Regions from separate parts of the Homo sapiens genome. Here region 1 is linked to region 2. Evidence: chromatin loops called from intact Hi-C (ENCODE). Cell type or tissue: HepG2. All regions are shown on one strand.

What was found. A loop is a pair of places that touch in the nucleus more often than their neighbours do. Peaks named below come from ENCODE experiments on the same cell type or tissue, not always from the same donor. Only the 100,000 strongest peaks of a DNase experiment are listed, where the experiment ranks them.
Region 1: it touches region 2 in a loop (4-fold over the local background); 22 of 110 quality-filtered maps call a loop at or near these places.

Annotation. Positions count from the first base shown.
Region 1 is chr4:73,344,243-73,346,742 of GRCh38, reverse strand. All of the region lies in intron 3 of ANKRD17-DT (ANKRD17 divergent transcript), which reads right to left. Among named protein-coding and RNA genes, the nearest start is that of ALB, 59 kb to the left of the region's middle. In HepG2, no CTCF peak of the experiment used is centred here; DNase peaks (open chromatin) are centred at 912 and 1,202; H3K4me3 peaks cover 1,375 bases.
Region 2 is chr4:73,433,379-73,435,878 of GRCh38, reverse strand. No RefSeq gene overlaps it. Among named protein-coding and RNA genes, the nearest start is that of AFP, 1.6 kb to the left of the region's middle. RefSeq lists a cis regulatory region at 1-60, silencers at 1,421-1,451, 1,075-1,481 and a promoter at 1-2,500. In HepG2, a CTCF peak has its summit at 1,319; a DNase peak (open chromatin) is centred at 1,318; H3K4me3 peaks cover 373 bases.

The sequences.
Region 1 (2,500 bases), 89 kb after region 2:
TTACAGGCACGCACCACCACTCCCAGCTAATGTTTTGTAGTTTTAGTAGAGACAGGGTTTCGCCATATTGGTCAGGCAGGTCTCAAACTCCTGACCTCAGGTGATCCGCCCGCCTCGGCCTCCCGAAGTGCTGGGATTACAGGCGTGAGCCACCACGCCTAGCCCACAGTTTTTTTTAAAGTATTACTTAAAGTCTTACAAAAAGTGTTGCTATTGTAATCAGATTGAGAATGTGTTTTTGGAGGCTTAACAGGCATCTAGCATATTGCTGTCATTCTTTTACTAAGACAATATCATTAACAGTGGCTTAAGTTGATATGGTCTGCTATCTTTTTCTATTCATACATAAACATGCAGCCTTTTGTTCATGGATGCCCGTTCTGTTAGCCTGTTGTAAGATCCCAATTTATGTTCGTGGAACTGAATTGAGCTAACTATACAGATCTTTGACTACCACTTAGTACAGAGGCTTGTGCATAGAAAGCTATCCAGTTTAAATACGGGCCAAAAGTCCTGCAGAATTGCTGCTGCTTCTTGCAGACAATTATTTAAACATCGAATGCGTTTTAAATGGTGTATAACTTATAAGGCAAGAAATTTATAAGTAATACAATTTCTATAAAAGAGAAAATATCACTGTAAAAAATTTTTTTCTTCTACTTGTAGGAATCAGAAATGTCTCAAACTGAGTATAACCCACACAGTTACTATTGAGGAAAAAAATTCCAATTCTTAGGTACTTTAGAAAGAAATTAAAGGTGAAGATATTATATATCTAGAGAGTGTGTTTTGCATTACCTTTGTGCACCATTAAGCAACCCAAATTATTTTTGTCAACCAGTCAACATTTCAACCATATCTGGCTTCTTGGTGTTATCCAAATGTTTGTTTTTTTACATCATGTTGACTCCACAGCCACAGTAATTTTTAAACACTCGGTTCCTCTACCTTTGGACTTCAGGGCACTAATATATGGCAGGCATTTCAACAATGTTTTATATGACAGAAAAAGTATTCCACAGTGGTTTAATATGGAAAATTATAATAAACAGCTAGCATTTACTGAGCACTTATCTTGTGCCAGGCACTAGGTTTCACACGTATTATTTTATTTTACCCTCAGGGCAAAAAAGAAAACTGAGCGTTGGAGAGGTTAGGTAACTTATCCAAGGCCATAGGCTTAGTTAATAAATAAGCCGGGACTCAAATCCAGATCTAACTTAATCACTTATCTCTCAACACTCAACATCCTGTTATTGCAAGAGCAGTTCATTAAATGTTACAAGAAATTCAGTGTTTCAAGAATGCAGTACATGCTGACAAAGACATGGATACCATAGCTTCTTCATTCTTCTATAGATAACCATTATTTTATCTGTGTTCAGAGCTATAACTGAAGAAGTGGGAGAAGGAGGAAAAAGAAGGGGAAGAGAAAAACAGCAAGAACAAAATGAACAAGAACAGGAAGAAAGAAAGAAAAAATTAATTTAATATTTTTCCCTTGGAAAATAAAAGCTAAATTCCAAGAATATATCATTTGGATCATATTGGTTAGTTCTTAAGTTACTGTCTCTCTGATCTAAACCCATCCTTCTTTTCTTTATTTTGTAAAGTTGGGACAGAAACTTTGAGAATTGCGTTTCCCCTTTGTCAGTTAATTCCTGTTAAAATCTGCCAAAGACAGCTGCAGAAGAAGATTATAAAGCAGGAGGAAGACCAATATATTTTAGAAAGAAATAATATGGATAACAGCAGCAGTAGATAAACTGGGAAAAAAAAGAGGCAACAGAGAAATTCATTAAACAAATAAAATAAATCTTTAAAAATATTAATAAAATTTGAAAACTTCTGGCACAATTGATCAAGAAAAAAAGAGAAGCCACAAAAAAAATTGAACTGAATAAAAGGAATAGAGAAGTAGAGCTACAACAGAAATGAAGAAAGAATACTGAGGGTTTCTGCCTCAAGGAATGGCAGATAATTTATCTCTTATGAATACTCTGACTCCCAGTGGAAAATGGAATAGAGACAAAGTAGAAATGTGGGATTATTGGAACATATAATAAAGAAAACTTCCAACATAAACAAAATGGATTAGTATAATGAATCGTGAAAGAAGTCGGAACTTAAACATTGGAGGACAGAACACTACCATAGCTGCAGGTATTTCTGGGATGGCAAAATAAGGCTAGTTCTGGGAATATATAAAGAAAATGGAAATTGGAACCAAATGCTTCTTCAACATAAAAAGCCATTGCTAGGGTGAAGCTGACACAAACAGCCAGCTAACAGAAAGGAGCAAACAAAATTGGAAAATATTCAAAATACATAATGCATAGTGATAGTGCAAGTGTGTGCCAAACGTGCCCTCATACACTGTTTATGGTAATATTAATAGTATACAACCTTTCTGAAGGCAATGTGGCAATATGTTTCAATACCATAAAAATGTACATACTGTTTCATAAGGTGATCCACATTTGGTAGTTTGTTTAAAGAC
Region 2 (2,500 bases):
TGGTATGCAATTCATCTAAATACATTAATTCTTTAAAACTATTAAATGCCTATCATATGCCAGGCACACAAGACATTGTCTGACCAATTCAGACTCTTCATCTTGCAAATATAACAAATACTCTCAAAGTACAAAAAATTCAGAGAGATGACTTGTCCCTAAGTTGCAGAATAATAAATTCATTTCAAATTATCATTGCTTGATAATTATGCTGTCATTGTTTAGCTCAGAAACACTTTTCACTTAATATGTATGTCAATAAGGTACATTTTAAAGTATTTAGTATGCGATGTATGGCTTAACATAGAAAACTTAGAGCACAAGCCCTAATAAACCAAGTCCTATAATAATTTTATTTGCACATGTGTCTTTATAAAGTGGGTCAGGTGCATCATTCACTTAGCAACTCAAGATGATGATGTTAATACTAAATGATGGATGCTAAGAGTGGCTCACCTCCTATCATCCCTGTCTACAAGGGTTCCCGATCTTGGCTACACATTAGAATCACTGGGGGAACTTTTTGAATTCCCAATGCCTAGTCTGTAACCCAGACCAGTTAAATCAGAATCTGTGGAGTTGAGACCCAGGCACCAGTATTTTCTAAAGCTTCACAGGTGTTTCATTATTCTAAAGGTAAGATTATAAAATCAAATAACCCACACCAGGAAATAAATTAATATGGTACATTCATAAAGTAGGGTGATATACAGCCATCAAAATAACTTTGTGGAAGAATATTTAATGAAATGGAAATATGCTCATAATATATTGTTAACTGAAAAACAGGACAAAACAATACATGGAGAGTGCTCTCATTTGTGTATCATTGTACCTCCTCTGTATTCCTCCCACCCTCTAAAAAAAATGTTGAATAAAAGACAGAAATAATGGACAACAAAGTTTTAACATTGGGTTTCTCTAGATGGTAAGATAAGTGAATTTAATTCTATCTCTCTCTCAAAACTTCTTCAATGAAAGAGCAGTATGCAATTTTAAACATAAAATTTTTAAATAAGCTAAGTACAGTACTTAAAAAATAGATCATACTGCAAGCTACTAGGGCACACATTTAAACAAAAAGGGTTTACCGTCAGTAGCACTTCCAGCAAATACAAACATTTATCATAGTATAAACAAGGTCTTCAATGCTAATCAAGTACAATTCCCATTCATTTGTTAGTTTTTGTCCATTTTCTGCTATGCGTGTCTCTCCTAAGTTTTGTCTCCTAAGGAACATGTTAACAAAACAGGCCTTGCTCACGTACTCTCCAGAAAGAGGTAGCACCATCCTTGTCTATCCGTTTGGATTCCAGGATAGTATTTACAAAGTGCAGTTCTTCTACTCTTCCTCAAGGGGGACTTTACTCAAATATATGAAAGCCAAAGTATTTGTTATGAAGGAATACCTGAAAAGCAATAGTCATGAAGTATTAGTTATGAAGAACTGAAATAGAGTTTTATGAAGCAAACTATATAAGCTTGCCCAAGCATGGGCAAAATATCCCAAAGGCTTTCACAGTGTCTGGTTCATAGCCAGGACTCAGCAACATTTGATGAATGAATAATAAATGTATTTGTTCCAACATGGGTTTAATGTAGAGAAAGGGGTTACATTTGGCAAATCCCAGATTCTATAAAGTCTGAAATCTTTATAACTTTACAAAACATATTTCAGCTTTTCTGATATACATATATAGATATAGATATAGATATAGATATAGATATAGATGTAGATATAGATATATCATCTTCAAGGCCAAGTAATCCAATCTGATCATCTCATCAAAAGATTAGAGGGGACAAATGTAAAAATGCCTGGCAAATGGTAGGCCTTTAGTAAATTATGACTATTTCAATATTACAAATATATATATAAAAATACACACACAACTACAAATAATATGTACACATCAAGCCAATGTATGTTGTGTCAGCCACCAGTTCATCAAGATGTCGATGCGACTACACCAGGAGTAACAACTTTTCTATCAGTTCAGGTCCTGTTTGGACTTTTCCTCTGATATTATGCTGGTTTTGTGTCATCCTCCAATCTCCTTCCATATTCTGCCTTACGGAGCAGATGTCTGCATTCCATGCCATATGATCAGAGAGGCAGTATAGCACAGTATTAATCACGTAAAGTTGGGGAACTGGTTTGAATTTTTGCCCTGTCACTTAGCTACATGACTTTGGGTGAGTTAATTCATTTCTCTGGGCTTTATCTTTATCAACTATAAAATAAGGATAGTGATAGTACCTCCTTCATGGTTAAATGAGAATTAAATAAATCAATAAATATAAATGCCTCAGAACCGGGTCTTGCACAAAGTAGCACTCGATAGATGGGGTTTTATTTATTCATTCAATAAAATGTTAAGTCTGCATTCCAGGCACTGTTTTTGGATGGGAATAATCAGCAACAAGAGACAGGCACCATGTAGCTCTTGTTGAGCTTACTGCCTAATCAGAGAAACAGACAATAGTATCAGTAATCACA